Regions from separate parts of the Homo sapiens genome. Here all the other regions are linked to region 1. A link is a contact called in ENCODE Hi-C or POLR2A ChIA-PET data. All regions are on one chromosome and are shown on one strand. The core of a region is the stretch at or near the end of the contact, and the rest is flanking DNA. Distances in the headings are between cores, read along the strand shown. Region 1 holds the start of DIABLO (diablo IAP-binding mitochondrial protein). Region 2 holds the start of SIRT4 (sirtuin 4). Region 3 holds the start of ZNF664-RFLNA (ZNF664-RFLNA readthrough). Region 4 holds the start of COQ5 (coenzyme Q5, methyltransferase). Region 5 holds the start of KMT5A (lysine methyltransferase 5A). Region 6 holds the start of SBNO1-AS1 (SBNO1 antisense RNA 1).

Region 1 (4,313 bases), core at 704-3,203:
GTGTCACATTGGGAAAGTATCTGTATAATGAGTCTGTAAGCTGCAAAACTCTTTGTAAATCGGAATCAAGCACTCAGGAGATCTCGGTCACTTAAGCTTGGTTCTCACACCCGTGCATGCTTGCACTTGCATGTTTTTTAAGACAACAGCTTTTGCTTTAGTAGTTGGGCGGTCGCAAGTGAACACTGTCCAGTGGTTCTTCTGGTGCCCAGACTCGGAGGAGATGGGACTGCTCTCAATGTGTTTGTTAGAAACGAAACTGTTCGCACTATAACCCCATAACCCCTTACAATGTTCAGAAAAAAACAAGAAGGGGCTTGAAATACCCACTAGTGTGCCGCCTGCTCAGCCCATCTGGGTCTGTGAAACCACATCTGAGCCCTGTGGGCTGTGGTGGCGACACAGGCAGAGGGCGGGCAGGGTTGCCAGCGCCCCGCCTGGGCTAGGAACGCCTGTGCGCAGCTCCCTGAGAGCTCGGGGACCACGCGGAGGTTGTAATTGGTCTCTAGACCACACCTAGTTGTTGAGTGCCGCTGCTTGAAAATCTCAGTTCTGCCGAGATCGCAGAATACACACAAGCTACCTTTGGGCACCAGAGCAGACAGAACCGCGGAGCTTCAGGGTGGAAGATTCGTGGAAACTTTGCCAAGTAAGTGAGGTGGGGAGAGAAGGAAGCCAGTGCCTGACACTGTGGGGAGTGGCTGGGCAAAGCAGCATTGGAGGTGTTGTAGGGTTCCTACTGTCTGATGAGCTGGTGTGGGGTTCTTACTGTCTGATGTCGTCTCTGGTGGAAGTTAGCAGGGCTGGGGCAGATGCACAGAGCACGGTGGCGGGGGTGAGCCCAGGATCGGATTGATGCCCACCCACCACCTGGCACCCTGCAGTCCCAGCTGGCCAGAAGGCAAGCATGCTGGACCACAAAGCAAAGATCCTCCAGCTCTGCTGCTGGCAAGCCTTGGGGCCAGGGGACTCACAGAAGAGCAGGTTTGGGCCTGTGCCTTCCTCCTGCCCAAATGGGTCTCTCTCCCCTTCCCCTTCCAGCCAGGGCCGCAGCTGGGGCTGCAGCTTGAGTGACGGGAAAAGAAAGGTTTACTCCACCAGCGCATTAGCGGCACTCACAGCATTAAAAATGCAGGAGGTGGTGGGAGGAGCGGGCCAGGGAGGAAAACTCATGCAGCTGCGGGGCGCGGGGAAGAGCCGGGCTTCTGCCTCCTCAGCCCGGATCAGAGCCGAAGAACGAGGGCAGTTTGGGTTGAGAAGGATTCTCCAGTGTAACCGAGAAGCGAGCGTCCAGGAGGCTGTTGGGGAGGTCGGCACTGTGGGCTTCCTGGCCTTCGTTTGCTGTTTCGAGGGCCAGGACCTCGTGTGTTCCCGTCCGCCCCTCTGGGACGGCGCCAGCCCGGCAGGCCGCCGACCGTCCTGGGGCTCCCGCGCAGCGCGATGCCGGCCTCGTCCACCGTCCACGTGCTGCAGCTGCTGCGGGAGCTGCTCGCCTTCGTGCTCCTCAGCTACACGGTGCTCATCGGGGCGCTGCTGCTGGCCGGCTGGACCACTTACTTCCTGGTGCTGAAGTGACAGCGCCGTCGCCGCGCCCGGCCCCGCCTCCCGCCCGGCCCCGCCTCCCGCCCGGCCCCGCCTCCCTAACTCACCAGGAAATTCCCTTCAAGCCCTGGCCCGAACTGAGTCCCCGCCCACCCGCCAGCGTCACGGCGCCCGACTCAGCTCCGCGCCGGACCCACCTCCGCGCCCTCAGGCCCTGCATATGCCCCGCCCCGCGCGGAAGTTCCGGCGGTTGGTTGCCTTGCGCGGCCGTTACAGCCTTTGCCCTAAGCCTCGCCCCCTTTCCCCCTGCCTGCCCAATCCCGACTGCTTCCTTGGGTGGGGGCGTGGCTATGGGGCGAGGCGCTCTCAGGTGGAGGCCGTGCCCCGCTCCGCGCTCACGAAGCTGCGTCACTTCCGGCGTGTGCGTCTGGCGTCCGCGCGCTGCACAATGGCGGCTCTGAAGAGTTGGCTGTCGCGCAGCGTAACTTCATTCTTCAGGTACCGCTGCGGCCGCGTAGAGGGGACAGGACCAGAGGGAGGGACCGACGCGGACAGCGCTGTGGCCCGGCCCACGGCGCCCGCCTTCCTTACGCGCTCATCTCTCGTCCGCCCAGCTGGGTCGCGGCGTCTCGCTCCGGTCGGGAGGACTGAGGACAGCCCCGCCTCCGCCCCCTGGGTCAAGCCCGGCTTCCTTTTCAGTTCGTCCATCTTCTAGAAACGAGTCCCCGAGACCCCGGGCTGCCTTCTTGGGGCTGCTCCGCCTCCTGACCAGCCCTCGTCAGCCACTCGAAGTCCCTGAGGAGACGTGGAGAGGAGGAGGGACACGGCATGGGGGGAGTCCGGGAAGGGAGACGAGCGTCTGAAGACGTCCTCCCGAGGGCAGAAGGGGCCGGGGGAGCTGGCGCAGGGCTCTCTACCTAGCGCTGCAGGCTCCTGGGCGATTGTAGCGGGACCGTCACACACAACTGGCACCCAGGCCAGGGGTCCAGAGCTAAATTCTGCCTGCAGGAGCGGTTATTGTGGCATCCGTTTCTAAAAAGTTTAAAGGCAACATTTTATTTTATTTTAATTTTTTTGAGACAAGATCTGCCTCTGTCGCCCAGGCTGGAGTGCAGTGGCGAGATCTCAGCTCACTGCAACCTGTGCCTCCCGGCTTCAAGCGATTCTCAGCCTCAGCCTCCCGAGTAGCTGGGATTGCAGGCGCCCGCCACCACGCCCGGCTAATTTTTTTTTTTCTTTTTGTTTTGTTTGAGACTCAGTCTCGCTCTGTTGCCCAGGCTGAAGTGCAGTGGGGCGCTCTCGGCTCACTGCAACCTCTGCCTCCCAGGTTCAAGCGATTCTCCTGCCTCAGCCTCCCGAGTAGCTGGGATTACAGGAGCGTGCCACCACTCCGGGCTAATTTTTGTGTTTTAAGTAGAGATGGGGTTTCACCATGTTGGTCAGGCAGATTTCGAATTCCTGACCTCAAGTGATCCACCCGCCTCGGCCTTTATTTACTTATTTTTTTTTAATAGACACGGGGTCATGTTGCCAGCCATGTTGCCCAGGCTGGTCGTGAACTCCTGGGCTCAAGTGATCCTCCCGCCTTGCCCTTGGCCTTCCAAGTGCTAGGATTACAGGCGTGAGCCACCAACACCCTGCCTGAGGCAACATTTTAAACTTGGTGTATGTTGAAAATTTCAAAACCCCTCAGCTGTCCTGCATCCTCATTTAGGTTCCTGCTTGGCTCGAGTTTGAGTTTACAGCCCCTGCAAGTAAATCCAAGAGCCTGTTACAGATTGGCGGTCGTGCCTTATGAAATCTGACTTCTACTTCCAGGTACAGACAGTGTTTGTGTGTTCCTGTTGTGGCTAACTTTAAGAAGCGGTGTTTCTCAGAATTGATAAGACCATGGCACAAAACTGTGACGATTGGCTTTGGAGTAACCCTGTGTGCGGTTCCTATTGCACAGGTACTGTCGTGTGCAGTGATTCTTATCTAGTGTACCGTGTCCTCTTGAAGTCTCAAGTGGGCGGTGAAGCATTAGACAAGCTACCATAGTTTTTCCCAGTGCTCCCATCCCTTCCCCCACAGTACCGGCATCTTTTCACAGTTGAGCAGATATATTAATATTCTCATTTTGATTATCTCATTTGGTAGGAACAGCACATCAAATTGTATAAAGCGAGTAGAGAGAAATAAGAGGATATTACAGTCTATCAACAAAGTAGTCTTTGATTCAACAGAAATTTATTGAGCAACTTTTATGTGCAAGACACTGAGAATGTAAGAATGAACAACAAAAAATTCTTGTTCTCACAAAAGCTTTGTGGAGATGAAAGAGGATAAAATATAAAATATCAGCTGGTGATAAATGGTGGGAAGAAAACAGGGCCGGGCACAGTGGCTGATGCCCAGGGCTTTGGGAGGCTGAGGTGGGAGGATGGCTTGAGCTCAGGAGTTTGAGACCAGCCTAGTCAACATAGGGAGACTCTGTCTCTACAAAACAGAAAAATTTAGCCGGGTGTGGTGGCTCACACTTCTAGTGGCAACTACTCAGGAGGCTGAGGCAGGAAGATCACTTGAGCCCAGGAGTTTGAGGCTGCAGTGAGCTATGATCTCACCACTGCTCTCCAGCCTGGGTGACAGGGCAAGACCTTTTCTCAAAAACAAAACAAAACAAATGAGGTAAGTGAATAGGCAATTCTGGGAGGGAGTTTTGTTTTAGATAAAGGTGGTCAAGCTACTCTGATAAGGCGAAGTAGAGATCTGAATGTTCTGAAAGAGCCATT
Region 2 (4,313 bases), core at 1,110-3,609, 1.9 Mb after region 1:
CTGTGCACCATCCTCAACTTTTTTTTTTCTTTTTTTCTTTTTTTTTGCACTGTTGCCCAGGCTGGAGTGTAGTGGTGCAATCTCGGCTCACTGCAGCAACCTCTGCCTCCCAAGAGATTTTCCTGCCTCAGCCTCCCAAGCAGCTGGGATTACAGGCATGTGCCACCACGACTGGCTAATTTTTGTATTTTTAGTAGAAATGGGGTTTCACCATGTTGGCCAGGCTGGTCTCGAACTCCTGAGCTCATGTGATCTGCCCACCTCAGCCTCCCAAAATGCTGGGATTACAGGCGTGAGCCACTGCGCCCGGCCCCAGTCCTCAAGTTTCATTGAGACAATCCTCAGGCATGTCCTAGACAGTTGGAGGGTCCCTCACAGGACTGAACCCCAGTGCCCAAGGCAGTAACCCACTCATTAACACACACTTTCTTGGCTTTCCTCTCTTTCCTGTTTTACATCCTTGCTCCGTCAATGAATTTACTGGAATCAACTGCAAAATAAACAACTTGCTCTGAAATCCTTTTCTCAAGGTCTAAGACTGTGGTGATCAAGACAGCCAAGGTCCCTACTCTCCCAAAACAACACACGGGTTTGCGTTCAAACCGTGTACAGCTCCTGCACCTGTCCATGCATCCGTGGAGCTCTGTCAGGCGCCGACTCCCCGCCTTGGTGTGCAAAGCATCCACATTTTGGGTCACCAACCAGTACAGCTTTCCGAGTTTCTCCCAGGTGCTCAAAGCCCAGTGTGCAGGGTTAGGCTGGTGGGAGGAGAATTGAGGCCAGCCTACGAAGTTTCTCGCCCAGTACCGCTGGCGGATTGGGGCACTCCGGACAAAATCACCATGCTGGATGGGCCTGCGGTCAGTGCGGGCATAAAGCCCCACTTTTTCTGACCTGTAGTCTGGTATCCCCGATTCGGTGGAGATTCCTGCCCCAGTCATCACAAGGAGTCTCTTGGAAAGGGTGATGAAGCGCTGTAACTCTTTGACCTTCTCAGGGTCCAGAGGAGGACTTGCTGGCACAAATAACCCAATGGAGGCTTTCGAGCACGGCTGGCTGGGGTTTGCGATCCAACGGCCTTTTGCTGACCTGAAAGTCAACGCAAAGCTCATCTTCATTCTAGAGAAAAAGAAGCCTCATGTGAGAAACTGGGGTGGTTTTTTTTTTTTCTCATTTTTTGTTTGTTTGTTTTCGTTTTGTTTTTTGAGACAGAGTCTCCCTCTGTTGCCCAGGCTAGAGTACAGTGGCATGATCTTGGCTCACTGTAACCGCCGCCTCCCGGGTTCAAGTGATTCTCCTGCCTCAGCCTCCAGAATAGCTGGGACTACATGGCCACCATGCCCGGCTAATTATTGTATTTTTAGTAGAGGCAGGGTTTCACCATGTTGGCCAGGCTAGTCTCGAACTCCTGAGCTCTAGTGATCTGCCCGCCTCGGCCTCCCAACGTGCTGGAATTACAGGTGTGAGCCTCTGAGTCTGGCCCTAATGAGTCAGGTTTTGTTTGATTTTGTTCATGTAATTAAGCACACACACGCATTCCTTTTATTTTTTCATTTCCCCCTTATTTTAGTTTACCCTCCACTGCAAGCTCTGCTACTTGGACACATCAGAGAGACAAGACCCCTGCCCGTCAGCTTTTCTAGCTGTAACAATAGAGGGCCGGGTGCGGTGGCTCACGTCTGAAATCCCAGCACTTTGGGAGGCCGACGCAGGCAGATCACTTGAGATCAGGAGTTCGAGACATGCCTGGCCAACATGGTGAAACCCCGACTCTACTAAAAATACAAAAAAAATTAGCCGGGCATTGTGGCACGTGCCCGTAATCCCAGCTACTAGGGAGGCTGAGGCAGGAGAATTGCTTGAACCCGGGAGGCGGAGGTTGCAGTGAGCCGAGATCGCGCCGTTGCACTCCAGCCTGGGCGAAGAAGCAAGACTCCGTATCAAAAAAAAAAAAAAAAAGAAAAAGAAAAAACTTTGACATATTATTTGACACAATGCAATGCATAAATCCTCTAGTGACATGCACCCCGTATGTAAACATTATTTTATGTTTGGCTTTCCAGATCTGAGATCAGGACCCCGCTTTCTCCTTGACATTCCACAGCAAAACGTGAACAGCTGAACAAACACACAGTCCGGTTTCCCGAGACCAAAGGGTCAGGGGAAACCCCCGCTGAAAACGTGCATCAGTGGAACAACTACTCTCTTCCAGGTCCCACCGAGGGCAAAGAGGAGAAATAGAATCCCTCACAAGAAATCCACAACTTCTAGAAATCCGCAGCACACACAGAACACACTTACCTCTCACAGCTCTACGGACACTTCACACCCCACAGTGGGACCGTCTGATTGCATTTGCATTTTGGGACATGTAGTCCAGAAAGCTTAAATGATGCGAGAAAAACCACAAGTCCCACAATCCTCCGCGTCTCGCAATTGACAGCCCCAGATCATCCAGGAACGCCCCCTGTCGGCTCTTTCTGGTCAGAGGTTCCCCCGTTAATATAAAAGCTTTTAATCATGGATTTTTTTCTTTGTTTTCAATTTCTGTGGGCACTTAGTAGGTGTATATATTTATAGTGTACATAAGATTTTTTTTCTTTTTTCTTTTTTTTTTTTAAGACGGAGTTGTTGTTTTTTTTTTTTGAAAAAACTCCAGTCTGGAGTGCAGTGGCACGATCTCGGCTCACTGCAACCTCCCTCTCCCGGGTTCAACCGATTCTCCTGCCTCAGCCTCCCGAGTAGCTGGGATTATTTTTGTATTTTTAGTAGAGACGGGGGTTTCGCCATGTTGGCCAGGCTCGTCTTGAACTCCTAACCTCAGGTGATCCGCACGCCTTGACCTCCCAAAGTGCTGGGATTATAGGCGTGAGCCACTGCGCCCGGCCATCTTTTCTCTTATTTTTTGTCTTTTTTTCTTTTCTCTGTGCCTGTCTATGCTTTACCCACATGAGATGTTTTGATACAAACATGCAATGTGAAATGAGCACGTCATTAATCATGGATCTAGATTTGACTTTTTTTTAAAGTTTTTGTATTTTTAGTAGAGACAGAGTTTCACCATGTTGGCCAGGCTGGTCTCGAACTCCCGACCTCAGGTGATCCGCCAACCTCGGCCCCCCAAAATGCTGGGATTACAGGCCTGAGCCACTGTTCCCGGCCTAGATTTGACTCATTCTAAACATCAGAGTTTGTGATCCTTTTCATTCACAACGACAGTATCAAGTTATTTGCTATTGGTAAAATACCTTGAACTTGTGAAGAAATGTGTTTATACATATCTGAAAAAGTGATAGTTTGTTGTTGTTGTTGTTGTTGTTTGTTTGTTTGTTTTTGAGACGGAGTCTCGCTCTGTTGCCCAGGCTGGAGTGCAATGGTGCCATTTCGGCTCACTGCAACCTCCGCCTCCCGGGTTCAAGCAATTCTCCTGCCTCAGCCTCCTGAGTAGCAGGGATTATGGGCGCATGCCACTACGCCCGGTTAATTTTTTTATTTTTAGTAGAGACAAGGTTTCACCATGTTAGCCAGGATGGTCTTGATCTCCTGACCTCGTGATCTGCCCACCCTAGCCTCCCAAAGTACTGGGATTACAGGCGTAAGCCACTGTGCCCAGCCAAAAGTGATGTTTTTACAGTTAATATGAAGCCAAATATATTATACCTGGACTAATGTACTTAACCTGCTTGGCTTCTCCAATTTTATTTATCATATTTTTTTTATTAAGTTAATCAAACAAGGCCTGCGTCTCACTCCCAGGGATTCTGATCTACAAATTTCCTAATTGTTCCTAATGTGTAGACAACCAGAACTGCCGCTCTGCAGCATCACCTAAATCAATAAATGTATAAGTGTCTTTGGACATAAAGGTGGGCGGCCAGCAGGGACCTTGAAGACCACCTAAGGACTCCCTTCCCCCATTTTAAGATGAATTGGGCTGAGTGCAGTGGTTCCCACCTGTAATACCAACACTTTGGGAGGCCAAGGCAGGAGGATCACTTGAGCCCAAAAGTTCAAGACCAGCTTGGGCAACATAGTGAGACCCACTCACTACAAAAAATAAACAAAATTAGCGGGGTGTGGTGGTGTGTGCCTGTAGTCCCAGCTACTCAAGAGGCTCAGGTGGGAGGATCACTTTGAGCCCAGGAGATCGAGGCTGCAGTGAGCCATAATTGTGCGACTGCACTTCAGCCTGGGTGACAAAGTGAGATCCCATCTCTTCAAAAAATAATAATAATAAATAAAGATGAACTGAAGTGCAGAGAAGTAATGTGGAAGCTTGAGAAAGAGTTTTTAGGTTTTTGGTTCTATCATTG
Region 3 (4,313 bases), core at 681-3,180, 1.7 Mb before region 1:
CTGAACTCTATGGAGCAGACAGAGCAGGCCATTTACAGAAAAGAAAACCGAGGTTTGGTGTGATTCAATGTCCTCCCCAAGGTCACACAACTTCTAACTGCTAGAGTCAGAACTACCATAGGGGAGGGGTGGCTGCTTCCACATATCAATTTCTTAACCAAAAGAGAACTTCATCATAAATGCCGAATCTCGATAATTAGCGTAGATCTGTGCTCCTATCACCGAAATTTCATCTCATCAGAGAACCACCACCAGCAAAAAAGCTGTTTTAAAGTTAAAACTTAAACTGCTATCAATTTGGGAAATGGCTAAACCATGATATACTGAAACTATGGAACATGGTGCAGCAGTTGTTAAAAAATGACTTGAAGCATTACATGCTAACATTGAAAGTTACGGTGCAACAGTCCTTGTTAAAGCAGTCAAAAATGATGTTAAGTGCACACACGTAAAAGTACTCCAAAAGATCTAGAAGGATAAACACCACACACATAATAGTCGGCATCCCTGAAGACAGAGGTTGATAGTCAAAGACAAAATGCCATCTCTGTGATATGCTGTTTTTACAAAGAAAATGTACTACTCTGCTAATTTAGAATTAATTTTTAAATTTTTAATTAACCTGCGGGTTGAACAAGGTCAATTTCCTGCTCTAAAAAACTATGCGTCTATGAAGGAAATAGGAGCCCTCTCTAAATAAGAAGCCAAAATGCCTAAAAACCGTTCCAGCCTGTGAAAACAATAAACTGTAAATATCAGAAAACGTTCCTTGAAGAAGGCAATAGCTCAGAAATCTTTTTTCGGTATCTGGTCTCCTTTGTTGCAATAAGACAGCCCGTAAGCAATCTAGCAACCAGAACAGTTCAGTTCGGAGCAGGCTCCCGGGGAGATTTAGTTGTTAGAGTTCGGCAAGAAAGGTTTCACAAAGGAGCTGAGTTCTGGGGGAAATGAGAGGTGATGTGGCGGAGAGATGGATCCGGACGGGAAAATGTCTGGGAGGGGGTATACGGAGTTCATGAGAAGCCGGGGACAGTGAGAAAACTGCAGTCGAGTCCTGGAAGGGGTGAGAACGCCTGCGGAGGCGGGAGTCAGAGGGAAGTGGACAGCGCCGGCAGCCGGTTTACCTGGGTGAGAATCCGGCCCTTGTTGTGGTCAAACAATGGAGGCGTCCGGCGGCAGCAGCCTTCTGCGCTGGGTGCGCGAGGGGTTCCTCATCACCTGAGCGGGATGCTCGCCTCCTCTGCCGGACGCAGGGCGCCCTGAAAAACACACAGCACCCCATGCAGCCGGCTCCTCCGCAGCCGCCCGGCTCCCCGGTCCCCTGGCGCGGCCATGACCGCCTCTCCCGGGACCCGCCTGGAAGGGCTCCAAGACGCGGCTCCACGGGCGACGAGGGCGGCAGCGCTCCCCCTTCCCTCGGCTCCAACAACAATGGAGCCTGGCTCGGGAGTCCGGCTCCCGAGGGGCCTCGCCCGGCCTCGCCCTGCCCGCTGCCCAGCCCTCGCTCGCACCGGCCGCCATCTGCGCCCCCCGGCCCCGCTCCCCCGCACTGCGGGCCCGCGGCCGACCGCCCGAGGCCCGAGGGGCGGCTTCTCAGCCCGGGACCCGCCAGGCTGCGCGGAGCCGCTCTGACCTTCCCCGCCATCCCGAGGCCCATCCTCCGGGATGGGTTGTTTTTCTTTTCTTTAAGCCACTCCACCTCCTTCCCACCCCCAGCCCGCTCCCTGGCCCCCGGCCCCCGCCTCCCTCCGGGAAAGAAAGAAAGACTGCAGCCCGGCCGCCGAGAACTCACTCCAAGTGAGGGGAGTCAGCGCCCCAGGCCGCGGGCGCCGCGCACCCACCTCCCTCTCCTCAGGGACACCTCACAGGTGCGCCTCCGAGCCGCGCGCGCGCGCGCTCCGCACACCCAGACGCCTCCGGGGGACAGCGCGCGTGCGCACGCACGAGGCCGGGGAAGCCCCGGGGGAGCGGGGGCCGCACGCATGCGCGGCCACCCGGCCCGCGCCCCCACCGCCCGCCTCCGCCCCCGCCCCCCAGCCCCGGCCCGGTCGGGCCCGGCCATCCCCCACCCCAGCGCCCGGCGCGCGCGCTCCCGCTCGCCTCCCTCGCTCCTCCCCGCGCCCCCCCCTCCCTCGGGCCGCGTTACCCAGGGCAACCGCAGTGCGGCCGCACCTGAGCTGTGCGCCTGCGTCCCGCGGGCCCGACCCTCCCTTCCCCTCGGCCTTCGCCCCTGCCCCGCCACAGCCGGGCGGAAGGGGGCGTAGCCCCGCCTCGCCAAGTGAATATCGGCCCGCCGCCCCCGCCCAGCCCGGCAGACACAGGCCCGCCGCCGCGCCGGCGCCTAGCCCGCCGGGTCAGCGCGGCCAGGCCTCGCCGCCGGCCCCGCTCCCAGGGTGCACCGCGGCTAGCGCTGGGGTGGGAGCGGGCGAGATGCGCCGGGCGGGCGGTGCCCACTGACCTCCCTCGGCGGCCCGGCCCGGGCAGCGCCCGAGCCCAGGCAGCCCCGCCCGCCGCGCCCCGCCCAGCCCATGGGCCACGGGCCCCCACCGCCGCCCGCCGGGAGGACCGAGCCTAAGAGGGCAGCCGCCTGAAGGAACGCGACGGCGGCGCCCGCAGGTGAGGCGGGGCCCGGGGTGTGTCGAGTCCGGCCCCGCTCACCTGGCAGCGCCGGCGGGGGCGGAGGGGCCGGGCAGGGGCGGAGGGGCCGGGCAGGGACGGGAGTTCGTGGCGAAGACTTTAAAAACCCTCCCCGCCGGGAGACGGGGGACGGGGTCCTCCTGCCCCACCTCCGGGGCTTGGGAGCCACGTTAGCTCCCCCAGGGGCAGGGGTGGCCCCGGGCGAAGGCAACTCGGGAGACGGCGGAGTCGGGGAAAGAGGGTCCCTGAGGCTCGGCGACCCCCGCGCCCGCCCCCGCGGGGTCTGCCGGCCCTTTCTGGGGAGGGGGCTCCCCGGCCCGGGCTCCAGTCCAGGGTGCGGACCGGCCGCGGCGCGCGCCCACCCCAGTGCCAAGGGGGAGGAGAGGCCGGTCCCGGGGCGCTCCTGTCTGCCCCGGGGTGGGATCGCAGGGCGAGGGATCCGCATTGCAGGTGCACCAGGAGCGCCCCGGGGCCTAGCCCGGCTTTGTCTGGGATGCTGTGGGGAGGAGGCCGTCTGAATCCACATCGCCTTTTTAAATGCTTGTTACCACCCGGGGAACCTTAGAGACCCTCCCTGACAAGTTGTATCGCCTCCCGTCCTGGTAGCCTTTCCGTAAGTACACTACCTTGCCAGCCCCTTCCTGAAGCTTTGATGCGGCTTTAGTTTACTCTGAGTAACGATTTGCCTGTGATTCGTGAAACGGAGCAGAATGCACAAACGCAGCAGAGCTCCAGGCTTGGCTACTGGGCTGCCGTCTGCTACGGCGAGTGAGTTTCTCTAACTTAGGTTTTCATGCTGACCTGTATTGTTTCATTTCAAGTTTTGGTATTTAGCAGTACGATCTAGTCCACTAAGGAAAATTAGGCTGCCAGAGAGAAAATATAACCGCGCTCTGTAGCTTAGGTTGCAGTAGTCGGTTTTATAACAAAATGCAAGCTACCACGCTGTAATACTTTAACATATTACGCAGTTCCAGAAACCTGTAAGAGTATTAAAACTAGGATTGCCATTTTAAAACTTTTACGTTTGAAATTTATTTAAAGAGCATTGGTATTGATAAAACGACTTTTCTTTTTTTTTTTTTTTGCTCATCAAGAATTCCCATGCATTTTCTCGCTATTGCATTGTAAGGAAAAAGATGCTAACGTTTAAAGTGGCTTTTACCTCCAAAGATGTTTTGAAATGTATGTAATTCTTTTGGCTAACTGTTCATCTTATGTGAAATATGCTTGGAAGAAGGCTTTAAAACTCGTGATTATATATACGGGTATGCGTACATATCCATACACACCACTGAAAAATCTTAAAATAGTTTTGTTACTCCTCTGCGTATTATAATTACTCAGTAAATTTAGTTTAGGTACATTTAAGATCTAAAGTACAGGACAATTATTTGTGTGAGATTTTTACTGTGACACATTTTAAATACATCGGTCTAACAAATAGGGTTTTTTTGAAATTAGATATTTTTATTAACTCTTTAAAAAACGAATCATTCATCTTGGGTTTATAACTCTTTCATCTGCCATGTTGGATAAATTGCAAAATTGGATAAATTGATCTCAACTTATCCAATTATCTTTGGATAAATTGATCTCAACATAATTACCTAATTGGTAGGATGCCTTTGCAACGATACTAACGTTAATAAAATGTTGATGCTTTTAAAAAATAC
Region 4 (4,313 bases), core at 1,189-3,688, 1.7 Mb after region 1:
TGGTTTACAGATATAGACGCTAAGACTTTGGGAATCATACCACACCTATTTGTACTTTGGAAAATTACAAATGATTCCCTTCCAACCATAGTAGTTTGAGATTCAAAAGATCACATAGACATGCTATTAAGGAAATGACCAGGGCCAGGTGCGGTTGCTCACGCCTATAATCCCAGCACTTTGGGAGATTGAGGTAGGCAGATTGCCCAAGCCCAGGAGTTCAAGACCATTCAGGGCAACATGGCAAAACCCTGTCTCAACAAAAAATGCAAAAATCAGCCCAGTGTGGTGGTGCACACCTGTAGTCCCAGCTACTCAGGAGGTTGAGGTGGGAGGATGGCTTGAGCCTGGGAGGGTGAGAAGTGAGCTATGATTGTGCCACTGCACTCCACCCTGGGTGACAAAGTGAGATCCTATTTCAAAATAAAGAATGAATCAATAAATAAGTAAATAAGACCAGCCTAGCCAAAATGGTGAAACCCCATCTCTACTAAAAATACAAAAATTAGCGCCGGGAGTGGTGGCTCAGCACTTTGGGAGGCTGAGGCAGGTGGATTACCTGAAGTCAGGAGTTCAAGACCAGCCTGGCCAATATAGCGAAACCCCATCTCTACTAAAAATACAAAAATTAGCCTGGCATGGTGGCGCATGCCTGTAATCCCAGCTACTAGGGAAGCTGAGGCAGGAGGATCACTTGAACCCAGAAGACAGAGGTTGCAGTGAGCCGAAGTCATGCCACTGCACTCCAGTCTGGGCAACAGAGCAAGACGCTACCTCAAAAAAAAAATACCTTCCAACAGTCCTTGTCCTACTTCACTTTTTACAGGTTTTCCTCCACATATCATATGAAATAAGAGAACAGTGAAATACTGTTGGTCTGGATACTTAATCTGATGTGCAGAAGGAACAGCCCTAAATCCTGAGATCCATTCTTTTATATAACTAGATATGGAAGATATAAGATTCTTTGATGAGACTTTATTTATTTATTTATTTATTTATTTATTTATTTTTGAGATGGAGTCTGGCTCTGTCACCCAGGCTTGAGTGCAGTGGTGCAATCTCAGCTCACTGCAACCAGTGACTCCTGGGTTGAAGGGATTCTCCTGCTTCAACCTCCTGAATAGCTGGGACTACAGGTGTGCACCACCATGCCTGGCTGATTTTTGTATTTTAGTAGAGACGGGGTTTCACCATGTTAGCCATGCTGGTCTCGAACTCCTGACCTCATGCAATCCGCCCACCTCGGGCTCCCAAAGTGTTGGGATTACAGGCGTGAGCCACCGCACCCAGCCACTTAATTTCTTTTAACAAAGACATGAGAATTATGAATACATGGATGAATCATTTCGCCCTTGTATCCTTCCTTTTTTTTTTCTCATCACTATACCAACGAGGACCTTCTATCATTCTTAAAATAAAAGAGAAAGAAACAGAAATCCCAGCGCAGTACTTCCCAAACGAAAGCGGTTAGGTGTCCATCTGTCAGGCTATATTAAACCAGGAAGAGAATTTTCATTTCAAAACAGTTTCTTCTATTGGCGCTTTCTCCTCGTGAAATATTTACAGGAAACATACATTTAAAATGGAATGAAAGCAGAAACATACAGTAATCCAAGCAAAACTCAACAACGTCCGTTCTTTATTTTGCACAAGACGGTCTGCATTACCCTTGCCATTAAAAAAAGACTGAAAATCTGGGGCTGAAGTAAAACACCCATGACATGCCACCTGGAGCTAGGAATGTAGCTTTGTGTCAGCAGGAGACCAAGTGTGAGTGGTGGTTCTGGCTTGCTAAGTGGATACCAGAGCTTTCGTTCCCATTTATGAGCTTCCTAGGTTCATAAAACGGACAGAACAAAGAAGTCTGTCCTATGTTTATTTTTCAGAGTAGTGTAACATATGTTTCTCAAGAATGGTCTGCATCTTTAGCATCAGAATCGCCAGAGAAATTTGTTTAAATAGAGATTAAAGGGATATAGGTCAGATCAAAATCTCTGGTAGTTGGGGACCCAGGAATCTTCATTTTAAAACGTAAACCAAGTGATTCTTACGCTCAACAAAGTGTGCAGGAATTGGCCCGTGATCTTGGCTTTTTAACCACACCATGCCTCAATTTCCCCCTTCTGCACAAGACAACAAGAGTTCCTGGATATCTTGCGAGTTAGTACTTTTCTGCCTAGCCGGATTCAGAGACATGGCCGCTAAGAGGTGACCCGGGGCTCCCCTGAGATCCCCTGATTCCTGGTGAATTGTAAATTCAATTTGAGAAGAGAGAGAGGAAGGGATTTCCGATACTTAGAGACCACCCTTTGGATCCTAGAGATAATGCCGGCACAACTGTGTATCAGATTTCAGGGCGCGTTCGGCTAATAATGTTGCCGGCCAGCCGCCGTCGTTCGTGGAGTGACGCAACAAGGCGTACTCTCTGGCCGTTGTCACTCGACTACCAAGATGGCGGCCCCCGGGAGCTGTGCTCTATGGAGCTATTGCGGCCGTGGGTGGTCGCGGGCGATGCGGGGCTGCCAGCTCCTCGGGCTTCGTAGCTCTTGGCCCGGGGACCTACTAAGTGCTCGGCTCTTGTCCCAAGAGAAGCGGGCAGCGGAAACGCACTTTGGGTTTGAGACTGTGTCGGAAGAGGAGAAGGGGGGCAAAGGTGAAAGGGGCGAGAGGGCGGATGGGAGGGATCTGACCGTCCATGGTCTGGTTTCTTCTGGCCAGTTAGGGTTGATTTAACATCCAATTAGTTCCAGTGTTGTTGTCTGTGCAGTTATGATTTTTTTTTTTTTTGGAGACAGAATTTCGCTCTTGTTGCCCACACTGGAGTGCAATGGTCCGATCTTGGCTCACTGCAACCTCCGCCTCCCGGGTTCAAGCGATTCTCCTGCCTCAGCTTCCCGAGTAGCTGGGATTACAGGCGCCCGCCAGCACGCCCGGCTAACTTTTTTGTATTCTTACTAGAGATGGGGTTTCACCAGGCTGGTCTCGAACTCCTGACCTCAGGTGATTCGCCTGCCTCGGCCTCCCAAAGTGCTGGGATTACAGGCGTGAGCCACCGCGCCCAGCCAGACGCCCCCTTTTTAAAAGCAGAATACTGATGACTAAATCCCATCAACTGAGCGTTTGTGATGTGCCAGGCAACGTACAGACATTATTTTCAATTCTCATTTTCAACATTCCAGTAGTGGGTATTGTTATTACCATATTACACGTGAGGAAATTGAGACTTAAAGGTTAAGCAAGAAGTTGCCCAGTTGAACATATCAGTAAGTGGCGGAACCAGTATTCAAACCCAGTTTAATCTGAGTCTGAAGCCCCCGTTCTTTACCTCTAGAGAAAAATAGGGGTTTTTTTGGTTGTTTTTATTTATTTATTTATTTATTTATTTATTTTGAGACGGAGTTTCGCTCTTGTTGCCCAGGCTGGAGTGCAATGGCGCAATATGGGCTCACTGCAACCTCAGCCTCCTAGGTTCAAGCGATCCTCCTGCCTCAGCCTCCTGAGTAGCTGGGATTACAGGCATCTGCCACTGTGCCCTGCTAATTTTTGTATTTTCAGTAGAGACGGGGTTTCTTTTTTTTTTTTTTTTTTTTTTTTTTTTTTTTTTGAGACTGAGTCTCTCTCTGTCACCCCCAGGCTGGAAGGCAGTGGCGCGATCTCGGCTCACTGCAAGCTCCGCCTCCTGGCTTCACGCCATTCTCCTGCCTCAGCCTCCCGAGTAGCTGGGACTACAGGGGCCCGCCACCATGCCCGGCTAATTTTTTGTATTTTTTTTTTAGTACAGACAGGGTTTCACCATGTTAGCCAGGATGGTCTGGATCTCCTGACCTCGTGATCCACCTGCCTCGGCCTCCCAAAGTGCTGGGATTACAGGCATGAGCCACCACACCGGCCAATGTATAATCAACATTTTACAATGTATAATCAATGTATAATCAACATTTCACACAGTGGCAAGCAAGGAAGAAGTTAACTACTGAACTAAATATGAATTCCAGATTGGGGACTGAGATTGCAGTACAGACAGTCCTCGCTGTGCACAGTAATGCAAGACTGTGAAAATGTGCAAGCTGAAGTCATACACAATGACCTTAATCAATGGGAAAAATTAGAATTGTTTTATGACCTTTAAAAATTATCAACCATCAAAAACCCTGTCAGTTATAAATGTATAGTGAAATGAAAAAATATATACTGAAGTTGATATTTATTTACAGCCAGGTGCGATGGTTCACACCTGTAATCCCAGCACTTTGGGAGGCCGAGGTAGGCACTTGAAGTCAGGAGTTCGAGACCAGCCTGGCCAACGTGGT
Region 5 (4,313 bases), core at 1,249-3,748, 1.2 Mb before region 1:
TGACCCAGCAGGGCTCTCAAAGTGAATTGCAAGTTCAAAGCCCAATTTTCTAGAAGAAAAAGACTGTTCATTTGAAGTGCTGTAAATGATTTGGTATTTACAATTCTAAATATTGGCCAGGCGTGGTGGCTTTTGCCTGTAATCCCAGCACTCTGGGAGGCCGAGGTGGGCAGATAACCTGAGGTCAGGAGTTCAAGACTAGCCTGGCCAACATGGCGAAACCCCGTCTCTACTAAAAATACAAAAATTAGCTGGGTGTGGTGACAGGTGCCTGTAATCCCAGCTACTTGGGAAGCTGAGGCACAAGAATCACTTGAACACAGGAGAGGGAGGGTGAAGCGGGCTGAAATCACTCCACTGTACTCCAGCCTGGGTGACAGAGAGAGACTCTGTCTCAAAAAAAAAAAAAAAAAAAAAAATCTAAATCTAAATATCCAATTTAATAGCTTGCAAGGGCAGTAAAGCCTAAGAAACAGGTAACTACTAATTTGGGGGTCAAGTGAGACAGTGAGAATCAATAACTAATAATTACATAGGTGATTTGTAAGCTGCCATGGGAGGAGCTGACAAACATTATCTTCGCTTTGGGTAAGTAAGGGAGGTTGGGTGGCACAAGCAAAGACCCAGCCAAGCTAGAGTCTGGACAGCAAGTTTGGACTTCACGCTTCCTCTTCCAAAAAATGAGAATAACAATTTGTAAAGATCAATTGAGTTAATAAAGTGCCTGGCCCTCAGTGGTAATTATTATTATTTTGTTATTGTTCTTGTTTGTTTTTTTGAGATGGAGTCTTGCTCTGTTGCCCATGCTGGAGTGCGGTGACGTAATCTCGGCTCACTGCAAGCTCCACCTCCCAGGTTCAGGCAATTCTCCCTGCCTCAGCCTCCCAAGTAGCTGGGATTACAGGCATGCGCTGCCATGCCCGGCTAATTTTGTATTTTTAGTAGAGACGGGATTTCTCCATGTTGGTCAGACTGGTCTCGAACTCCCGACCTCAGGTGATCTGCCCGCCTTGGCCTCCCAAAGTGCTAGGATTACAGGTGTGAGCCACCATGCCTGGCCATAATTATTATTTAGTCATATTTTAAGTATTTCAATGATAGATGGTTAGTTTTCTTCATATATTAATTAATGCACTACTTTTAAAACAAGTAGTTTAAATGATTTTGCTGTGATGAGAAAAATGAACCCAGGAAGCATAGTTTTATTAAAATTTGTCAGATAAATTAGTCAGATAATGTTAAATATACTTTTAGATGCTTAACACTTTTCAAAGGAAAAATATTAGTATTAATTTTCTCCAAGAGTTGAGTGATGAAGCTCTTTAACCTGAAGTTTACTATGCCTCATTTTTTCATCAGGCTCTGGGTAAGTCTTATCCCAAAAGAACCTCTAGGGATGCTAGGAGAATAGATGATGCAACTGACTTCAGGGCCTGAAAACAAAGGGACCCAATAGATATTTACTGAATGAATCATTATTTTATTCATTATTATTGCTATAGGGAGCATACTGCACTAAAGCAAATTCCTACTAACACTTGAAGCCTTGAAATTTTGAGAAAAATATAATACCAAAACTTTTTTTTTTTTTTAATACTAATTCTACTCAACTTTCACGCTCAAGTTTTTGGCCCTTTGGCGTGAAGGAGACGCAGTGGCTGGAAATGACCAAGCGGTTGGAGATCTCTTTGCCGCATACCTGGGAGGCACTGTCCTGACAGCCAACTAAGTATGCAGAGGACTTCAGACAGGGCATCGCCTCCCAGGGCTGTACAAGCCCACCCAAGCCATCTACCGGGGGGCGAAGTCCTGACCAGATGCGGGGCGAACGACCGCGCCCGCGAGATGCCAGGAACCCGTTTTACCCCAAAGTGGGCCAGCGGGGCCCGGCCTTCGCTCCAGCGGCGCAGAGCTGACTCAGGACGTGGGGAGGGAGGAAAGGCGCCTGCTGCGGTGTCCACCCTGACGCGCACCCCAATATGCAGGTTATCGATCTGCGCCTTCGCCTCGGGATCACCTCCTTTCCCAAAGAGAGAGGGCCCCAAAGTGGGCGAAGCCTCACTCCTGCCCCCGCCCCACTTCTATCAATAACACCTATTCCCTGGAGGTGCCCTGCGCTTTAGTTTCCAAAGAGCTCTGACATATGGATCTGCTGCCGTGGAGAGGCAGGCCCGCAGGTGTTCACTTCATAGAAGGGAAACAGAAGCACGGCAGTGGGAAGGGTTTCTGGGGGCATCTGGAGCCGCAAGGGGGGGCCGGCGGGTTCCGCAGCAGCACCCCCTCTCCCCCCACGCGGGTCCCCAAGCTTGCCCCGAGCCACCCGAGGAGGACGCCTCCCCGCAGCCGCTGCCTCCACCCCGGCAACCCCTCCAGCACGACCCCCGACCCAGCCGCTCCGGTGCCGGCCACTTGGGCAAATACCTCTAGCCATGGCTCCACTCTGTCACCGCCTGGGATCTCCCGGGAAACCCAGCTTTCGAAAAAAGTTGCAACAACTCAGCCAACTGCTCCGCCGGGCTCCAGCTGCTCGCCCCGATTGGCGCCGCCTCCCGCCTCTCCGCAGGCTGCCCGTAGTGATAGGCCAACTCGGAGAAAGGCCCCGCCCTTCTCCCGCCTCTTCGGCGGCGGGGCGTGTCCAGCCGCCGCAATAACTGCAAACGCTTTCCCGACAGGTCCCGGCGGAGGAGGTGGGAGGGGTGTTTAAATTTGACCGTCGCCAGACGTTGAATGGCTGCGATGGAAGACACCCGAGCTGCCATTGGGAGGCCCCAGATTCCTCCCCCTCCCGCTGCTGAAGCTCCGCCTCCGGAGCGTGAGTAGCCCGGCTGGAGCCCTGGGCTCCGAGCCGACCGGATCTGGGACTTCCGGTTCTCTGTGGGCTTGACCGGAACCCGACCTTTGACCCCTCGATCTTCCCTTAAGAGCTGGGAAACCTGAGTCTCCCAGCAGTTTAGCAACTCCAGCACACCGACCTCTCCAGCAGTTTGATCCATTCATTCTCAGGTTTGAAAGGTTTTGGCCGGGCGCGGTGGCTCATGCCTGTAATCCCAGCACTTTGGGAGGCTGAGGCGGGCGGATCACCTGAGGTCCGTGGTTCGAGACCAGCCTGACCAATATAGAGAAACCCAGTCTCTACTAAAAATACAAAATTAGCCGGGCGTGGTATCGCATGCATGTAATCCCAGCTACTCGGGAGGCTGAGGCCGGAGAATAGCATGTAATCCCAGCTACTCGGGAGGCAGAGGTTACGGTGAGCCGAGATCGCGCCATTGCACTCCAGCCTGGGCAACAAGAGCGAAACACTGTCTCAAAAAAAAAAAAAAAAAAAAAGGTTTATTGAATATTCCAGTATTCAAAACCCGGCCGGGCGCGGTGGCTCACGCCTGTAATCTCAGCACTTTGGGAGGCCGAGGCGGGTGGATTACGAGGTCAGGAGATCGAGACCATCCTGGCTAACACGGTGAAACCCCGTCTCTACTAAAAATACAAAAAAAATGAGCCGGGCGTGGTGGCGGGCGCCTGTAGTCCCAGCTACCTGGGAGGCCGAGGCAGGACAATGGCGTGAACCCGGGAGACAGAGCTTGCAGTGAGCCGAGATCACGCCGCTGCACTCCAGCCTGGGCGACAGAACGAGACTCCGTCTCAAAAAAAGAAAAAAAAAAAAACCCACAGACACAACTCCTACCAACTAACTGGGTCAGTAGGGAAGGTCCTTCCAGGACCGCAAAGATCCTAATGCTTCACACCCACCCATTTTACAGATGGGGCAATAGAGGAAGCGGGTCACTTACGCGCTGCCCAAGGTCACCCAGCAATGTAATTGCAGGGCCTGGGTCAGTCTCTCCACTGTTCAAACACTAAATGGCTACCTTATCCCGAGGGAAGCAAGTATTCGCTGTTCCCCTCTGAGAGAGGGGGCTCAGTCAGTATGTTCCCAGAGAATCAGGTGTCCTGGAGTGTCTGCTTTGGACTCAGGGAAGGCGTCCAGTTACTACTGCTCTTCCCTGGGGCCCCTCCCAGGGGTGTGGGACGAGGTCACTAATCCATCCTGTCTCTTTGGTAATTGAAAAGGTTTTGGAGACCCAACCATTGCCCAAAGACTCTTCCAAAGCACCAGGAAAATAGGAAAGGAAAATAAAATGATATATGTGAAAGCACTGGGAAAGGTAGAAAAGGACACTTTTGTCACAAAGTCACTGTGTCACTTGGCACATCAGTTCAGCTCTCTGGCCTTCCATTTCCCTACCTGTCAAATGAAGGAGCTGGTGCCGTAATCTCCAACATGCCTTACAGCTTCCATAAATATGTGGAAG
Region 6 (4,313 bases), core at 560-3,059, 1.1 Mb before region 1:
AAAAAAAAAAAAAAGTCCTAGCTACTCGGGAGGCTGAGGCAGGACAATGGCGTGAACCCAGGAGGCAGAGGTTGCAGTGAGCCGAGATCGCGCTACTGCACTCCAGCCTGGGCGACCGACAGAGCGAGACCCCGTCTCAAAAAGAAAAATGTTTTTTTGTCGAGATGAGGTTGCACTTTGTTACCCAAGTCTGGTCTCAAACTCCTGGCTGAGATCCCCGTTTCAGCCTCCCAAAGTGTTGGGATTACAGGCGTGAGCCACCACACCTGGCCTGTGCCTAAGGTTTTTTTTGTTTTTTGTTTTTGAGTCGGATTCTCGCTCTGTCGCCCAGGCTGCAGTGCAATGGCACGATCTCGGCTCACTGCAACCTCCGTCTCTTGAGTTCAAGCGATTCTCCTGCCTCAGCCTCCAGAGTAGCTGGGATTACAGGTGCCCGCCACCAAGCCCCAGCTAAATTTTGTATTTTTAGCAGAGATGGGGTTTCACCATGTTGGCCAGGCTGGTCTCGAACTCCTGACCTCAGGTGGTCCGCCCACCTCGGCCTCCCGAAGTGCTGGGATTACAGGCGTGAGCCACTGCGCCCGGCCTAAAATATTTTTTATTTTTGTCTTTATAGGTTTTTTTTCTATGTGTGTGAGAGGATTAAATGAAATAATGTAATTAGTAAAGCGATTAGTTAGCACTTTAAAAATATTTATAAATGTATACATAGATATATAATACATATCTATGTGTACAAACACTGAAGTTTCCTATTCTTTCTGTGCCTACTTTTTCCTTTCTTTCCCCGAATACTTTGTCTCTGGAAGAGTTCACACTGTAACCTCCAACTGTTCCAGCTACTTGGTTTGCTTTCAGCACTAGGCTTGTAGGATGCGCAGCCAGTAGGGGGCAAGAATCACCCAGGCGTGCTTATTACCCAAGCAACGGAGTCAAACAGCACTTTCAGAATGACTTTACAAAAGGGTTACCAACAAGGTAATATGTTTATTGTGTTAGGTCGCTTAATAATAACGAAAAGATGAAAACAAGGAAGTGAGAAGCGGTAGGGACAGCCCTACTCTTCAGTATTCATTAAGTGGGAGCCCCGGTGTGTCGGGCTTGCGTATGAGCGTGAAGACAGACGTGGGATGGCTGAGCTCACACGCCTTAGGCTCTGATTCTAGCCGTGGTCGCGCCGAGGGCTCCGGGTTACTTGCGGTTTCACTGCCAATAAAGTGCTTTGAGCGAGCCTAACAAGCAATGAATATGTAAACATTTTGTTTCTAGGACTAACTAGGTAATGAAGAGATCTTCCAAGTGACAGAAACGCTGCTAGGTAACTTCCTGGGCCGTAGCTCCCCACCCTAACAGGTTCTGAAAATAGCTCCAGGCCCTTCCTAACCGGAGTTTGAAAGCAGGCGCGGGGCGCATGCGCGCGGCCCTCCGGCCGACCTCCCGATAGCCCTGGCACGCGGACCTTCTTCCCGACAGGCCGCGGGGAAAAAAGGGCGGGGAAACGGAATTACCGCGAGCTCTCCGTGAGCGCCGGCGGAAACAGTAGTCACGTGACTCTCCTAGGTGGCCTTCGCCTTCCCCCTCCCCCTTCGCGGAAACCCGGCCCCCTCACCCCTCGCCCACCCCAGAGCCGCGGTAATGGACCGTTTGGGTTCCGGAATTCTCTTGGATCCAACAACTGGTACCGGGCCGAGGATAGCCGGCGGAGTCCGTTTTTGGCGGCGAAGACTGGGGGGTGGTCAAGATGGGGGGGAAATCATCTTCCTTCACCTAGGAGGGAGGCGGGGCGGAGAGGGGCGCAGAGAGGCGGGTGGGGGAGGAGGGAGGAAGTCACGTGAGGGCGCTGCGTGCGCGCGGCGCCTCATCCGTTGCCCCTCCCCCGCCCCTCCCGGCGGGGCGGGGGGGCTGGGGGAGGGGCGTCAAGATGGCGGCGGGGAGGTAGGCAGAGCAGGACGCCGCTGCTGCCGCCGCCACCGCCGCCTCCGCTCCAGTCGCCTCTGGTCCTTCAAACTCACACCTCCCGGGAGGAGCTGTGCTGGCGCCGGGTCCCGCGGGGAAAGTAAGTCCTTCCCTTGGCCCTTTTCTCCTTCCACACTCCCCCTCCCGGACAGCCTCCCACTCCCACCCTCGGGGGGCCGTGCGGGGCCAGGCTGGGGGGACAGCCACCTCGCCCCGGCTTGGGGCCTCCCTCGCCGCTTGCCGCTCCTCGCGGCCGCGCGCTCCGGGGCCCTCGGGGGCATGTTCCCGACGGCGGCTCCGTTGTACTCGCTTCCTCTGTTCGTCAGCGCCGGGCCCCGCTGTCGCCGCTCGTGGGGCTTTCGGGCTCCGGGAGCCCCGCTGTCCCGGGCCGGAGGCACCCCTCTTGGACCGCGGGGCAGGGTCTGTGCACGCCGGCTCCGCTGGGTTCGCCCCTTTGGCTTCCGCCTCACAACCCGGGGGCTGCGGGTCCGGGACCCGCGGGGAAAGTAAGGACCGGATCCTTCCCAAGTCCTCTTTCGTGCCCCAGCATTGCTCCCGGCTCTGGGCGAGGGAGGGAGGCAGGCGACGCGGTCGTCCTTCCTAAATCTGAACCCCACAGCGCGGTCTCGTACATGCCCCGCTCTTGGGGCGGTGGGGAAGCCGCGGGGGACACGTGCAGGCTCCCTTCACGCCTCTCCAGGCGACTCGCTTAGTTCTGCCTCGGCGGGCGAGCTCACCTCCCAGACCCTAAGAATTACCCATGGAGGGGAACGGCAGTTGGGGATTTGCTTACTTTGAGAGCGTTTGGCATAACGAGCATCCAGAGTTCCCCAAAGCAGTGGATACCGGTGGTTTCCCAGAAGTGGTTTGGGGTCGGTTTAACCGCTGAGGAGATTTGGATGTTCCTAAACCCTTCTGATTGTTTCTTTCCTGACCCTGGCATCCAGCTCCTCCCCTTCCCACCCCTGCTTTGTGCTTCTGTTTGGTTAATGTTTGCGGACCACTAACTTGATCCTCGCACAGAGAAGCTCTTTTTATGTGCGTGCTCGGTTTACTGTGGGAGGCTTTTGTTTTGGGGAGTCGCTGGTTGAGAAACGTGGGAAAAGAACGGGCCAGAAAATGAGAGACAAATAAAGCAACGTTTTTATCCATTGAATTGCGCAGCCAATTGTAAGTGCACCCGGAAGTTTGTACTGAACACGTGTTGAGGGAAGGTTATAAACTGGTCCCCTTTGACCTTTGAAAGTTGGCTATTATCATTTTATGTTGAGTTAAATGTTTCATATATTCTAGACAGCCAGAATTAGGGATGGAATATGGTTTCTAAAGAGTCATCCAGAAGGGTGCAGAGAACTGTCATCCGGAGTGCCCTAGCAGGAATTGACTTAACACTTTCAGATAATTCTGCGAGCTGACAGTACAGAGGGATTCTATTTTCCACCATATTTTCTAGCAATCAGAATTGATTTTCATAAGCGTAGGGAAAGCTATCATCGTTGCACAGAAGATAGCAGAATTTCCTACTGGTGACTTGAGTGGGACATTAATTTTGCAAGCAAGGGAACATTTTCTCTCATCTTTTAAAGAAGTTGTTTCCAAAATTTTTCCGATGGGAGACGACTTTACTTTTTTTCTCTGGCTTCTGCTTTTTATCTTCCATTCCAACTTATTCCATATAATTGCGTTTGGAATATTTATGCTATTTTTAAATTTTTGAGACAGGGTCCCACTCTGTTGCTCAAGCTGAAGTGCAGTGACGTGGTCATAGCTCACTGCAGCTTGAACTCCTGGGCTCAAGCGATCGTCCCACTTCAGCCTCCGGAGTAGCTGGGACTACAGATGTGCACCACTACAGCAGCTAATTTTTTTTTTTTTAATTTTTTTGTTGAGAGGCGGGGGTCTCACCATGTTGGGAGGCAGCTACTGGCCTCAAGCAATCTTCTGGCCTCCGCTTCCCGAAGTGGTGGGATTACAGGCATGAGCCATTGTGCCTGGCCCCTTCAGAATCTTTTTTTTTTTTTTTTTTTTTTTTGAGGCGGAGTCTTGCTGTGTTGCCCAGGCTGGAGTGTAGTGGTATGAACTCGGCTCACTGCAACCTCTGCCTTCAGGGTTCAAACAATTCTCCTGCCTCAGTCTCCCTAGTAGCTGGGATTGCAGGCATGTGCCACCACACCTGGCTAATTTTTTTTTATGTAGTTGGCAGAAAGGGGTTTCACCATGTCGGCCAGGCTGGTCTCACACTAGTGACCTCAAGTGATCCACTCACCTCTGTCTCCCGGAGTGCTGGAATTACAGCCGTGAGCCACCGCCCTTGGCCCCCCCGTCAGAATCCTTTTTTTTTTTTTTTTTTTTTTTTT

The links. A loop is a pair of places that touch in the nucleus more often than their neighbours do. ChIA-PET counts read pairs that join two places held with the same protein, here RNA polymerase II (POLR2A). Pooled maps may share reads with other maps.
Region 2: a loop to region 1 is called in a pooled map, with 6 times the contacts of the local background. The contact joins the promoter of SIRT4 here to the promoter of DIABLO in region 1. A Hi-C loop is called at or near these places in 10 of 50 pooled maps. POLR2A ChIA-PET finds 5 or more read pairs at or near these places in 3 of 52 experiments (CD4-positive, alpha-beta T cell, activated B cell and activated CD4-positive, alpha-beta T cell).
Region 3: a loop to region 1 is called in a map of CD8-positive, alpha-beta T cell, with 24 times the contacts of the local background. The contact joins the promoter of ZNF664-RFLNA here to the promoter of DIABLO in region 1. A Hi-C loop is called at or near these places in 3 of 168 maps with a recorded cell type or tissue (CD4-positive, alpha-beta T cell, CD8-positive, alpha-beta T cell and ascending aorta) and 10 of 50 pooled maps.
Region 4: a loop to region 1 is called in a map of CD8-positive, alpha-beta T cell, with 8 times the contacts of the local background. The contact joins the promoter of COQ5 here to the promoter of DIABLO in region 1. A Hi-C loop is called at or near these places in 1 of 168 maps with a recorded cell type or tissue (CD8-positive, alpha-beta T cell) and 5 of 50 pooled maps. POLR2A ChIA-PET finds 5 or more read pairs at or near these places in 1 of 52 experiments (activated T-cell).
Region 5: a loop to region 1 is called in a pooled map, with 17 times the contacts of the local background. The contact joins the promoter of KMT5A here to the promoter of DIABLO in region 1. A Hi-C loop is called at or near these places in 7 of 50 pooled maps. POLR2A ChIA-PET finds 5 or more read pairs at or near these places in 2 of 52 experiments (CD8-positive, alpha-beta T cell and MCF 10A).
Region 6: a loop to region 1 is called in a map of CD8-positive, alpha-beta T cell, with 13 times the contacts of the local background. The contact joins the promoter of SBNO1-AS1 here to the promoter of DIABLO in region 1. A Hi-C loop is called at or near these places in 1 of 168 maps with a recorded cell type or tissue (CD8-positive, alpha-beta T cell), 3 of 37 single-sample maps with no recorded cell type and 12 of 50 pooled maps. POLR2A ChIA-PET finds 5 or more read pairs at or near these places in 4 of 52 experiments (CD4-positive, alpha-beta T cell, MCF 10A, WTC11 and 1 more).

What each region holds. Positions count from the first base shown.
Region 1 is chr12:122,223,692-122,228,004 of GRCh38, reverse strand. DIABLO (diablo IAP-binding mitochondrial protein) reads left to right here and starts at 1,953. Exons shown (of 6, transcript NM_001371333.1): 1 at 1,953-2,040; 2 at 3,361-3,493. The coding sequence starts at 1,991. LOC128125816 reads left to right here and starts at 1,441. Exons shown (of 1, transcript NM_001414998.1): 1 at 1,441-1,575. The coding sequence starts at 1,441. The coding sequence ends at 1,575. LOC101593348 (a long non-coding RNA gene) reads right to left here and starts at 1,563. Exons shown (of 1, transcript NR_103497.1): 1 at 1-1,563. RefSeq lists enhancers at 1-807, 808-1,639, 1,589-1,883, 1,937-2,176, 2,187-2,236 and 1 more and a silencer at 1,507-1,646.
Region 2 is chr12:120,300,367-120,304,679 of GRCh38, reverse strand. It overlaps SIRT4 (sirtuin 4), which reads right to left and starts at 2,359. Exons shown (of 4, transcript NM_012240.3): 1 at 2,302-2,359; 2 at 622-1,119. The coding sequence starts at 1,118.
Region 3 is chr12:123,970,832-123,975,144 of GRCh38, reverse strand. It overlaps ZNF664-RFLNA (ZNF664-RFLNA readthrough), which reads right to left and starts at 1,930. Exons shown (of 5, transcript NM_001347902.2): 1 at 1,842-1,930; 2 at 1,125-1,259. CCDC92 (coiled-coil domain containing 92) reads left to right here and starts at 2,314. Exons shown (of 5, transcript NM_025140.3): 1 at 2,314-2,616. ZNF664 (zinc finger protein 664) reads right to left here and starts at 1,930. Exons shown (of 5, transcript NM_152437.3): 1 at 1,793-1,930; 2 at 1,125-1,259. RefSeq lists silencers at 1,362-1,591, 1,702-1,781, 1,852-2,721, 2,752-2,871 and enhancers at 2,092-2,829, 2,830-3,567.
Region 4 is chr12:120,527,283-120,531,595 of GRCh38, reverse strand. It overlaps COQ5 (coenzyme Q5, methyltransferase), which reads left to right and starts at 2,438. Exons shown (of 7, transcript NM_032314.4): 1 at 2,438-2,656. The coding sequence starts at 2,455. RefSeq lists enhancers at 2,102-2,561, 1,908-2,677, 2,678-3,448.
Region 5 is chr12:123,382,317-123,386,629 of GRCh38, reverse strand. KMT5A (lysine methyltransferase 5A) reads right to left here and starts at 2,498. Exons shown (of 8, transcript NM_020382.7): 1 at 2,422-2,498. The coding sequence starts at 2,431. RefSeq lists enhancers at 1,868-2,027, 2,868-3,087, 2,610-3,340 and silencers at 2,208-2,377, 3,305-3,527.
Region 6 is chr12:123,362,444-123,366,756 of GRCh38, reverse strand. SBNO1-AS1 (SBNO1 antisense RNA 1) reads right to left here and starts at 1,809. Exons shown (of 2, transcript NR_157806.1): 1 at 1,642-1,809; 2 at 953-1,232. SBNO1 (strawberry notch homolog 1) reads left to right here and starts at 1,910. Exons shown (of 32, transcript NM_001167856.3): 1 at 1,910-2,056. It overlaps MIR8072 (microRNA 8072), which reads left to right and starts at 1,914; the gene lies at 1,914-1,993. RefSeq lists enhancers at 1,150-1,359, 2,820-2,869, 2,526-3,244 and silencers at 1,530-1,629, 1,760-1,999, 2,110-2,189, 2,230-2,339.